Regions from separate parts of the Homo sapiens genome. Here regions 1 and 3 are each linked to region 2. A link is a contact called in ENCODE Hi-C or POLR2A ChIA-PET data. All regions are on one chromosome and are shown on one strand. Each heading gives the region's core, a stretch centred on a gene start or an enhancer-like site at or near the end of the contact. The rest is flanking DNA. Distances are from core to core; before and after follow the strand shown. Region 1 overlaps VCF1 (VCP nuclear cofactor family member 1). Region 2 overlaps SDK2 (sidekick cell adhesion molecule 2). Region 3 holds the start of MTNAP1 (mitochondrial nucleoid associated protein 1).

The links. Hi-C counts contacts between places; a loop is a spot of excess contacts on that map. ChIA-PET counts read pairs that join two places held with the same protein, here RNA polymerase II (POLR2A). Pooled maps may share reads with other maps.
Region 1: a pooled map shows a loop between it and region 2 (4-fold over the local background). The contact joins two enhancer-like sites. A Hi-C loop is called at or near these places in 2 of 168 maps with a recorded cell type or tissue (HepG2 and adrenal gland) and 3 of 50 pooled maps. POLR2A ChIA-PET finds 5 or more read pairs at or near these places in 5 of 52 experiments (GM12878, H1, HCT116 and 2 more).
Region 3: a loop to region 2 is called in a pooled map, with 4 times the contacts of the local background. The contact joins the promoter of MTNAP1 here to the enhancer-like site in region 2. A Hi-C loop is called at or near these places in 1 of 168 maps with a recorded cell type or tissue (mesodermal cell) and 8 of 50 pooled maps. POLR2A ChIA-PET finds 5 or more read pairs at or near these places in 7 of 52 experiments (AG04450, HEK293, K562 and 3 more).

Annotation. Positions count from the first base shown.
Region 1 is chr17:73,209,465-73,213,508 of GRCh38, reverse strand. VCF1 (VCP nuclear cofactor family member 1) reads left to right here. Exons shown (of 4, transcript NM_001098832.2): 3 at 769-831; 4 at 3,741-4,044. The coding sequence ends at 3,980. Among named protein-coding and RNA genes, the nearest start is that of COG1, 18 kb to the right of the region's middle. Within about 2 kb of position 1,553, at least 3 of the 41 ENCODE cell types and tissues checked have a DNase peak (open chromatin) inside an H3K27ac peak, as active enhancers do.
Region 2 is chr17:73,367,622-73,371,451 of GRCh38, reverse strand. It overlaps SDK2 (sidekick cell adhesion molecule 2), which reads left to right. Exons shown (of 45, transcript NM_001144952.2): 37 at 2,859-3,045. Among named protein-coding and RNA genes, the nearest start is that of CDC42EP4, 58 kb to the right of the region's middle. Within about 2 kb of position 2,176, at least 5 of the 41 ENCODE cell types and tissues checked have a DNase peak (open chromatin) inside an H3K27ac peak, as active enhancers do.
Region 3 is chr17:73,231,183-73,235,160 of GRCh38, reverse strand. It overlaps MTNAP1 (mitochondrial nucleoid associated protein 1), which reads right to left and starts at 2,728. Exons shown (of 6, transcript NM_001351264.2): 1 at 2,672-2,728; 2 at 1,836-1,941. It overlaps VCF1 (VCP nuclear cofactor family member 1), which reads left to right and starts at 2,767. Exons shown (of 4, transcript NM_001098832.2): 1 at 2,767-3,075. The coding sequence starts at 2,855. RefSeq lists an enhancer at 3,274-3,978.

The DNA.
Region 1 (4,044 bases), core at 304-2,803, 160 kb after region 2:
ACTTGAGAAAAACATTTTAAGAATCAACTGATATACTATATATACTGCTTAGTATGAACTGAAATGATGTAAAAAATGATGCCAAAGACTTCGATGTTAGTATATGTATGTCTCTATGATCATTGCTAATGGCTGAATAGAATTTCATCATATATGTATATTAATGGATGTAATATAATTAAACCAATTCTCTATTAGACATTTAGGTTGTTTCCAATTTTTAGCCATTATAAACAAGGCCCAGTAAACACTTTTTTTTTTTTCTTTTGAGACAGTCTTGCTTTGTTGCCAGGCTGGAGTGCAGTGGCGTGATCTCAGCTCACTGCAACCTCCGCCTCCTGGGTTCAAGTGATTCTCCTGCCTCAGCCTCCCAAGCAGCTGGGACTACAGGCACACACCACCACGCCCAGCTAATTTTTGTATTTTTAGTAGAGACGGGGTTTCACCATGTTGGCCAGGAAGGTCTCGATCTCTTGACCTCATGATCTGCCCATCTCAGCCTCCCAAAATGCTGGCATTACAGGCGTGAACCACCGCGCCCAGCCAAGATTTTTTAAATGAACTGGAAATTGCAAATCTACCTAACCCTAAAAAAAATAAAAAATAAAAAAAAATTATGTACAGAAATCTTCCCTAATCTGTTTAAAGAACTTTTGCCTTTTCTTAGAGTAGCATCACCCTTGTGCTATTATAGTACGAAATAGATATAATTTGAGATGAAAACTTGACTTACTAGAAACTGATTGTAGTTCTTGCCTTGATTTTCAGACAGTACCTGTAATGAGAAACAGTAAAGAAAACAGACTAAGAGGAAACAAAGCGTTCTGCGCGGTGGGTTTCTAATTGAGTGTAGTGACCTGTTTGTTAAATATTCATGATTCGCAAGGTGCAAGTGGCCATTCTACATTGTTATACTAGGTTAGGAGACGCCTTTGTAGAATACAATTTTTGTTTTTGACTTTGACTTCTTAAGCCTCTAAGTAAATACAGTTGCAGCTGGCTGCAAATCCTGCTATCTGACTTCATCAGCCCGGCCCATTATCATCCTTTCATGAGGTTTTTATTTTTTTATTTTTTTATTCTAGAAAGAGGGGTTGTCCCCTGCTACCTGTAGGTATTGGGGTATGTGACCATAGCTCCAATGGCCTCGGCACCATCACAAGTCTTGGTTTGAGTCTTGTTAATGATGGCAGCTTTGTGAACATTGCTTGTTTTCATTGTTTCAGATAAGTTATCTATATGCATATTATTGGATGTAATTTTTGGTCAAAAAAGGGATAGAACTAGGATTTTAAGAATCACTTTAAAATATATATCTGTAAACAGCATTTTGTTTAATTTATACATTTTTATAATAAAAATACATAATAACCACATTGCAAAAAAGTTGAAGTGTAGAAAAAGTCAAGCAGCTATAATCTTTCCATCCTAATATAACTACTGTGATTTCGTTCTTTCTTTCCAGTCTTTATTTTTTTTGAGACAGTCTCATTCCGATTGCGTAGGCTGGAGTGCGGTGGTGCAATCTTGGCTCACTGCCACCTCGACCTCCGAGGTTCAAGTGATTCCCCCACCTCAGCTTCCTGAGTAGCTGGGACTATAGGCGCGAGCCACCACGCCCAGATAATTTTTTTGTTTTGTTTTGTTTTTGAGATGGAGTCTTACTCTGTCACTAGGCTGGAGGGCAGTGGCGTGATCTCGGCTCACTGCAACCTTCACCTCCCGGGTTCAAGCGATTCTCTTGCCTCAGCCTCCCTAGTAGCTGGGACCACAGGCACACACCACCATGCCCAGCTAATTTTTGTGTTTTTAGTGGAGATGGGGTTTCACCTTGTTGGCCAGGATGGTCTCGACCTCTTGACCTCGTGATCCACCTGCCTCGGGCTCCCAAAGTGCTGGGATTACAGGCATGAGCCACCGCGCCTGGCCTTTTTTTTTTTTGAGATGAAGTCTTGCTCTTGTTGCCCAGGCTGGGTGCAATGGCGCGATCTCGGCTCACTGCAACCTCCACCCCCCAGGTTCAAGCGATCTCCTGCCTCGGCCTCCCTAGTAGCTGGGATTACAGCCGCCTGCCACCATGCCCGGCTAATTTTTGTATTTTTAATTGATACGGGGTTTCACTATGTTGGCTAGGCTGGTCTCAAAACTCCTGAGGCATGAGCCACTGCACCCGGCCAATTTTTTTGTATTTTTAATGGAGATGGGGGTTTTGCCATGTTGGCCAGGCTGGGGTTTTGCCATGTTGGCCAGGTCTCGAACTCCTGCACTCAAGCAGTCCACCTGCCTCAGCCAACCAAAGTGCTGGGATTACAAGTGTGAGGCACTGCACCTGGCCTCCAGTCTTTTTTTTCTTATGTGTAGACTTTACCTAGTTGTAAGCAGACATTTCAGAACCAATGTCTTTGCCTAAGGGAACATAAATGTGGATGTATTAAACGGCTAAGTTTTAAAAAACAATTATATGCTAGATATTAATTACTAGAATTCTTTCTCATGTGCTGAATACAATATTGTATTGCACTGTAAACACAGAAAGGTACTGCCAATTCAGTTATCAGGGTTGTCATTTATTAGAAATGCAATAGTAAAATTGTAAAATAAGGCTGGGCATGGTGGCTCATGCCTGTAATCTTTCCTGCCTGGCACTTTCAGAGGCCAAGGCAGGAGGATTGCTTGAGCTCAGGAGTTGGAGACCAGCCTGAGCAACATAGCGAGATCTTGTCTCTACTAAAAAAAAAAAAAAAAAAAAAATAACGAGGCATGGTGGCGTACGCTTGTAGTACCAGCTGCTTAGGAAGCTGAGGTGGAACAATTGCTTGAGCCCAGGAGATTGAGGCTGCAGTGAGCTTGATCCACTGCACTCGAGCCTGCGTAACAGAGTGAGACCTTGTCTCCAAAAAAAATTGTAAAATACCATAATTCTGAAATGGGTCCTTCGTGTCACCCTCCCCTTTGAGAGTCCTAGTGGTGGAAGGCGGGAATTTCTGAAAGTGACTTTTTTTTTTTTTTTTTTAAAACATGAACTGCAGAATGAAAGTGACTCTTATCAGGGATCTCCGAGTAGCCTCTCCAAGATGACTAAAACACCAAGTCATGTTAGTTACATTAAAGAAAAAGTTAGGCACGCTCATGTACACACATGTACATATGAACTGCAATAATGCCAACATAAGATAACTTGACCAGAAGTCTATTAAAGTCCTTTCAGGGTCTGTGTCCTGCAGTTACAGAATACCATTTTGTGTCTATGATGATCACAAAATTGGCATAGGCTTTTAGTTTTTATCTTCGCTTATACCCAGAAGCCATCTTATTTGTCACCTTTTTTATACTCTGTCCCAATGACTCATACATTCCCTTGGAGGCTGAGAACTGCCTTCTTTGGTTGGAAATTATTGAAATGAATGGGAAAAGCAGGTATAGAATATGTGCAAAAGAATTAGGATATAGTTGAAAGGATTTGGAGTTAGGCAGCCCGTGCTTGAACCTGGACTGGACCCATCCTCCTAGAGCTGTGTATTAAGGACAATAAACCCTGCTCAGCCTGACAGGGTGGCTGTGAGGAGAGGATGAAACGTTTTAGGAGAGCGTACTTTATCAATTCCAAAGCCCAGTATATGTCTTCATCCTCAAGCTGAACTGGAAAGGTACTCTTAATAGAGCGCTGTACATGAAACCACAGTAAAGCTCTTAAACAAAACAGCCTTATTGTGACCCTGTTTCTTTCTTCTTCCTTCCAGTCTTCAGGCAGTGACAGTGGTGGGAGCAGCAGCAGCAGCAGCAGCAGCATCAATAGCCCGGACAGGGCCAGCGGGCCGGAAGGCAGCTTGAGCCAGACCATGGCCGGATCCAGCCCTAACACGCCTCAGCCCGTGCCCGAGCAGTCCGCGCTGTGCCAAGGCCTCTACTTCCACATCAACCAGACCCTGAGGGAGGCCCACTTCCACAGCCTACAGCACCGAGGGCGGCCTCTGACATGATGTGCCGGCAGTTTCTTGCCTTCTGTGAAGGGACAGCGCTGTGCAGATTTGATATTTCAACTTA
Region 2 (3,830 bases), core at 927-3,426:
GCCTGACTCAGCAGCTGTGTTTGACACATGGATCTCTCCTTCCTCTCAAAATGCTTGCTTTCCTCAGCTTCCCTCGCTAGCTCTTCCTCCCCACCAACCACTGAATGCTGGAGGCCCCCAGGGATCAATCCACAGCCCTCTTCTCTACCTAAGAGAATCCATTCATTCTCCCAGTGTGCACTCACGGAAGACCACCTGTGTGCTAATAATGGCAAACTTTTAGCATCAGCCATGACCTTTCCAAATCCAACAGGAACTTTGTTAACTGTTGTACCCCCATTAGTATGAATGCATGAGTGAATGAATGATTTCATACATGACTGCCTCTGCTTTCATTCATCTATCCATATGAGAAGAATCTGCTTTTCGTTATTTTTATGTTATTTTAGAGATGGAGTCTTGTTCTGTTGCCCAGGCTGGAGTGCAGTGGTGTGATCTCAGCTCACTGCAACCTTCACCTCCCGGGTTCCAGCCATCCTCCTGCCTCAGCCTCCCAAGTAGCTGGAACTGCAGGTGCACACCACCACTCCTGGCTAATTTTTGTGTTTTTAGTAGAGACAGGGGTCTTGCCATGTTGCCCAGGCTGGTCTTGAACTCATGGGCACAGGCGATTCCCCTCTCTCAGCTTCCCAAGTGCTAGGATTACAGGTGTGAGCCGCTGCACCCGGCCCTCTCCCCCTTTCTAAAAAAGAAATCACTACAAAAGAAATCCCCATCTCTACGAAAGAAATAGCCAGGTGTGGTAGCACTCATGTAGTCAGAGCTACCTGGGGGGCTGAGGCGGGAGGATTGCTTGAACCTGGAGGTCAAGGTTACAGTGAGCCAAGATCATGCCACTGCACCCCAGTCTGCGTGACAAAATGAGACCCTGTCTTGAAATAAAATAAAATAAAATAAAATGGGAGAGAGGGCCGGGCACAGTGGCTCACACCTGTAATCTCAGCACTTTGGGAAGCCAAGGTGGTTGGATCGCTTGAGCCCAGGAGTTCAAGACCAGCCTGGGAAACATGGCAAGACCCCGTCTCTACAAAAAATTAAAAACTTAGCTGGGTGTGGTGGTGCACACCTGTAGTCCTGGCCACTCAGGAGGCTGAGGTGGGAGGATGGCTTGAGCCCAGGTGGTTGAGGCTGCAGTGAGCTGTGATCGTGCCACTGCACTCCAGCCTGGGCAACAGAGTGAGGCCTGTCTCAAATAAAAAAATAATAATAAAGGGGGAGAGGGATTGGAGAAAAGCAAGGATTTCATGGTAACAAGATGTCCTAACTGCCACCCATACATGCCAGTGGGGACACTTTTATTAGCTCTTTCTCACTTTATGGGCTTCCTCCAGGGAAATGAGAAATTGAAAAGCCGGTGACATGCAGAAACCTCATTGGCCAGCAGGGGGCGCCAAATGACCTCCAATTTTGCACGTGGCTGGGCCCAGCTGGCCGCTATCTGGATGGCCTCAGTCCTGGAACTAGCAGAAGTGTTAACCTGTGCTACAGAGGAAATGATTGAAAACAATGGCTGGGCTTGGTGGTTCGCGCCTGTAACCCCAGCACTTTGGGAGGCCGAGGCGGGCGGATCACAAGGTCAGGAGATCTAGACCATCCTGGCTAACACGGTGAAATCCCGTCTCTACTAAAAATCCAAAAATTAGCCGGGCGTGGTGGCGGGTGCCTGTGTCCCAGCTACTCGGGAGGCTGAGGCAGGAGAATGGCGTGAACCCGTGAGGCGGAGCAAGATCGCACCACAGCACTCCAGCCTGTGTGACAGTGCGAGACTCCATCTCAAAAAACAGAAAGGAAGAGAAAACACCAGGGAGCATCTGTTGTGTTCCTGGCCTAAAGCCTTCTGCAGCCACGGGGTTCCTTAGGAAACTGGCCAAGTACCTGGGTGAAACCCTTAGAACCTGCACCCCTCACACGGACCCCAGGAAGTACGTGTCCTTAACCTCACTGAATGTACGACAAAACTGCAGCTCTGGGAAGTCAGCTGGCCAGGTCCCGCTGCTGTATGCGGTGCAGCTGGGATTCAGCCTCCCGCTGCCCGCCGTCTTGGCCGAGGCCTTCCTCTGCAGCGGGCCTTGTTCCTGTTAACCAGCAGCTGCTGGTGCAGCGGGCCCGGGGTGGCCCTGAGACTCTGCATCCCTCACCAGCTCCCAGGTGACATGAGGCCACCAGCACTTGCACCACACTCTGTCTGGATAGACTCCACACTGCCTTATCTCCCCAGCTCAGCCTCCCGTAGGACGGATTTGCTTTATTCCTCCAGGAACTGTACTAAGTGCTGATGTGCCAGCGCTATGGTAAATCCTCCAGGCATGGCGGGAAACACAGACACTTGGGGGCCATGCCCTGGAGTTTACTGTCTGGCAGAGACCAGGGTCTTGGCTGTGAAAAGGAAGGTTCCAGAAAGGTTTCTAAAACAGTTCTTAAATTCTTTTTTTTTTTTTTTGAGATGGAGTCTTGCTCTGTCACCCAGGCTGGAGTACAGTGGCGTGATCTCAGCTCACTGCAACCTCCACCTCCCAGGTTCAAGTGATTTTCCTGCCTCAGCCTCCAGAGTAGCTGGGACTACAGGCACTTGCCACCATGCCCGGCTGATTTTTTTGTATTTCCAGTAGAAACGGGGATTCACCATGTTGGCCAGGCTAGTCTTGAACTCCTGGCCTCAAGTGATCCACCCACCTCTGCCTCCCAAAGTGCTGGGATTACAGGTGTGAGCCACCGCACCCGGCCTCTTAAAGACTTCTCCGCTGTTTCCCAGGTGACTCACAGCAATGAAGGTGTCTCTGAGACTACAGGTCAGCAGGGACAGGAGGGACTCTCATTGCCCCTGTCCCCCTCACTCCCACATCCTTCTGTTCCCACAGATTTATTTCTGGGAAGCCCAGCGGGGGAACCTCACAGAGCGAGTGAAGACGCTTTTCCTGGCTGAGAACAGCGTGAAGCTCAAGAACTTGACTGGCTACACGGCCTACATGGTCAGCGTGGCCGCCTTCAACGCCGCTGGGGATGGGCCTCGGAGCACCCCCACCCAAGGCCAGACCCAGCAAGCAGGTGGGAGAGGGGGCCCTGAGGAGGGGAGGGGTAGGTCGGCCACGGGGGGTTGCAAGAGGACCTACCTGGCATCCGGGCTCTTGGCAGGCATGGGGGCAGCTGCCTTATCCGCCTGAGGATCTGGTCGTGGTACCCAGGTCCCCAGAGACACCCTCCCAAGTGGGAGAGCCCATTCTCAGAAAAGAGAAGCTGTCCCCATAAAGCCTTGAGAAACCCCCACACCTCATCCCTGTCCTCCCCACCGTTTGCCCCGCCTTGCAGACGGACAGTCAGCACCCCCAGCCCCTCCCAGCCAGCCTACTTCTGCTCCCTGCCTTCTTCCCACCTGCCTTCCCTCTGTCTCTCTGGCTTTGTTCATTCCACAAATACTGAGTGTCTTATGAGCCCGTGCCATGCTAGATGCTAGGGACACAACAGTGAGACCAGCAAGGTCCCCACCCTAGTGCGGGGGACAGATCATAAGCAAGTTGATGAAGTAAATGCAGACGGGGGTCAGCACAGGTGACCTAAGAGTGAGGCAGGAGTGGGTGGATGGCTCTGGATAGGCTCACCCACAAAGCCCTCCCTGAGGAGGTGAGATTTGAATGAGAAGAGGCCGGCAGGGGCCAGGCATGGTGGCTCACGCCTGTAATCCCAGCACTTTGGGAAGCCAAGGCAGGTGGATCACCTGAGGTCAGGAGTTTAAGACCAGCCTGGCCAACATGGTGACACCCTGTCTCTACTAAAAATATAAAAAATTATCCAGGCATGGTGGTACGTGCCTGTAATCCCAGCTACTTGGGAGG
Region 3 (3,978 bases), core at 1,479-3,978, 140 kb after region 2:
GCAAACTCCGCCTCCCAGGTTCAAGCAATTCTCGTCTCAGCCTCCCAAGTAGTTGGGACTACAGGGGCATGCCACCACGCCTGACTAATTTTTTGTATTTTAGTAAAGACGGGGTTTCACCGTGTCCGTGTTACCCAGACTGGTCTCGAACTCCTGAGCTCTGGCAATCCACCCACCTCAGCCCCCTAAAGTGCTGAGATTACAGGCGCGAGCTACCACGCCCACGCCCAGCCAAAGGTTACTGATTACAGCAGAGGTTTCCAAAGTGATAAATAGAATATGCACTAGGGTGTAAGAAGAAAATATTAGAATTACCACAATCAAAGAATGAGAAATGAAGCTCTACTAACATTTAGTAATATGCATATACACACACACACACACACAGATATACATAAAATGTATGCATAATGCACAAATATATACATGGCCAAGGACACAGTCCTGTTTTTCACTTATACTTTTTTTTTTTTTTTTTTGAGACAGAGTCTCACTCTGTCACCAGGCCGGAGTGCAGTGTCGGCTCACTGAAACCTCCATTTCCCAGGTTCAAGCTATTGTCCTGCCTCAGCATCCCGAGGAGCTGGGACTACAGGCATGCGCCACCACGCCAGGCTAATTTTTGTATTTTTAGTAGAGACGGGGTTTCACCATGTTGGCCAGGATGGTCTCAATCTCCTGACTTCGTGATCTGCCCGCCTTCGGCCTTCCAGTGTGCTGGGATTACAGGCGTGAGACACCACGCCTGGCCTACTTATAGTTTCTAGTACAACAGATTACTGGCAAATTAGTTTGACATCTTTGTTAAACATATACGATGTAAAAAATTAAAAAAAAAACATTTATACCATGTATATTTGTACCTGTTATTCTTTAGAGTCCAGAAAAGAAAATGTTTAATTCCAATGTTTAGTTGAAAGTTATTTCCTTTCTACATCTCTTATTCTTTCTATAAAGTTCCAGAGGGCAGGAAACATATCTATCCTGCACACAGCTGTATGTAAAAACCTAGCACTGAGCCTGGCATACAATATTTGTTCACTTAATTCTTTAGATATAAACGTTTAAATATTATTCAGTACTACAACTGATAATATCTTCTGACTACCAAAGAGATTAAAAAGGGTGACTGAAACCACTTACAAAATAGACACAATCTTCACCAATCCATTCAATAAAGCAACCAACCCACCTTATCCTGTACGAAGTCCTTCAAAACAAAACTGTTTTCTGCCAACAGATTACAGTAATCATTTTTACTTTGTTGTTGTTTGGTCTTTTTTTTTTTGAGATGGAGTCTTGCTCTATCACTCAGGCTGGAGTGCAGTGGCGCGATCTCGGCTCACAGCAACCTCAGCCTCCCAGGTTCAAACGGTTCTCCTGCCTCAGCCTCCCGCGTGGCTGGGATTACTGGGATTAAGGGCGTGCGCCACCACGCCCAGCTAATTTTAGTATTTTTAGTAGAGACGGGGTTTCACCATGTTGGCCAGGCTGGTCTTGAACTCCTGACCTCAGGTGATCCACCCGCCTCGGCCTCCCAAAGTGCTGGGACTACAGGCGTGAGCCACCGCGCCCAGCCTGCTGGGATTACAGGCGTGAGCCATCATTCTTTCTTTCTTTGGAGGTACACACTAACAGGATGAAAGCCACAGACTGTTTGTTTACAATAATACACACAAATGAAGCCAGTCCATGGACCTTCGGCTAACAACGTTAGGAAGGGCTTGACACCTGCTAGACGTTTCTGCCTCCACTCCACCTCACACTCAACCCTACTTGAAAGATCCCGGTACATTCCCACGATAACGTCTATACGTGGGTGTCTGTTTTCTTACCCGAGCTCCTCCAGGAGGATGCTAGTTTTGTGGGTGCTTCTCCCGGATCCCCATGCTTCCCCGATCACCGTTCCCGAGTGTGGCAGAATGAAACGTGAATGTCAGCCTGTGTAGGACACGATCAGACAGGTGACTTGGCAGCATGCACAGTGAGTAAACGCGGCACGATACTGAACCAAATAGAAACACAGGTTCCGGAAAGCAGAGAGTTAAGACCTCCCCAGCCTCCGGGCTCAAGGAGGACCTCAATAGTTCCACTAATCCTCACCCTCACCTCCGGCGCTCTCCAGCCGCCTTTCCCTCCTCCCGCTGCGTTACCAGCCTGCCCACCTCCCCGCACCCTTCCTTTCCCTGAAAGCTGTTCTGATTCTGCCAGCTGTTCTGATTCTGCGGAGTGGATGGGGTCGGCCCGGCAGCTCCTGGGTCAGGGACAGCCGTTCCCGCAGCCCCACCGAGGATTTCCTCCTGCGGTTCCAGGAAGACCCTCCGCCGGCCCCGGCACCCGATTCCCTACCCTCTCCGCTCAGGAGAGTCTCCCCCAGACTTAGAACGTGGGCCGCGGAAAACAAACCCGCCCTTGCAAGCTCCCCACAGAGCACCGTCCTCACCTCGGAAGACCTGAAAGCCCAGGCGGCCCCGGCGACAAGCCCCCCAGGGAAGCCCCCCAGGCCCCTGCCCAACCCCCGGCCAAGGAACCTCGTCAGGCCGTCTGCACCACTGCCGGATAGGTCCGCCTGTTTTAAAATATGTTACACGGATTCAACTCAAATACTTGTATGATATTATTATGACATAATTGAATTTATTTGAAACCTGGCTTGACTTTTATACCGTACCCTCCGTTGGCTGTGAACAGGCGAGCGCTTCTGCCACCCCAGGGGAGGTCCTTTCTCCCAGAAGCTCCTAGTCGCTCCTCCCGCTCCGAGCCCGCCTCTTCCCGTGGGCGGGGTTACCAGTCGGTGCGGTTGGGATGGTGCCACTGCGCAGCCGCGAGAGGGCGGTACCACGGCGGCAGCGACATGGGGGGGCGCGGAGCAGACGCCGGAAGTAGTGGTGGTACGGGTCCGACTGAGGGGTACTCGCCACCGGCTGCGTCCACCCGAGCGGCTGCGAGAGCCAAGGCCCGAGGGGGTGGGCGTGGCGGCCGCCGAAACACAACCCCCTCTGTTCCCTCTCTTCGCGGAGCGGCGCCGCGTAGCTTCCATCCGCCAGCTGCCATGAGCGAGCGCCTCCGTCCCAGGTGAGAGGGAAGGGACCCCCTTTCCATTCGTCGCCTGAGGATCTGGGAGATAGAGCCGAGGGGGCGCGCGAAATGGGGGTCGGAGCAAGAGTGGACCCGGCGGGGCTCCCTGTGGGGTGCACTGCGGGCCGGGGGAGGAGGGGAGAGGGATGCGCGAGTGATCGGATGCTTGGTTCCTGTGGGTAGCTGGAAGGTGACTCTCCGGGGTCCAGGTCTCCCGCCCCTCCATCTTTTTTCCCCCCTGTCTTTTCCTATTTGGAACGAAGTGTGATCGGTCCCGGAAGAGAGACGGTGGCCCTAAAGCTTTCCTGTCCTAAATTTAGGAGGGTGGGGGGATGGGATAAACGTCTCATCTTGGAGAGGGAGCCCCCAAAGGCTTTTGTGAGGGCACCGGGCGGGGAGCTGCCGGCTCCCCAAGGTCAGAAAGAAAGGTTGGGCTTAACCCCGCAGCAGGGAAAGATTCGGTTAGACCGAAGAACTTGTGCCCTGAACGGTTGTGAACACAGAAGGGCAGATGACCAAGGCGGGTTATGGATCTTCTCTTGACTGTGGCATTAAGAACAAGCTGGATTCTAAACTGTTTGGATTGCGGGGCCGTTTGACTCCGAAGGCGGGAGGAAAGATTTTATCGCGATGCACTCGCTACCTTCCCGAGGGAGCCTGGCCTCGGGACGCGGGTCTTAAATTAGGGGTTCTGTGCTTGACATGTACTACTAGAGTCCGGACTAAGTTGGGATTTCTTAATTTTTTTCTCTCTCTTAATTTCCTCTGCAAGAATGTGTGGAGGAGAAAGTTGGGAAAGGTTACCTCAGAATGCTCTTCCTGTTACGGTCTTTCCACAAGGATCCTTCTCTGAAATAATTATTTCATGTGATTGAAGTTCTCAAAAGTATTCTGAGTTTA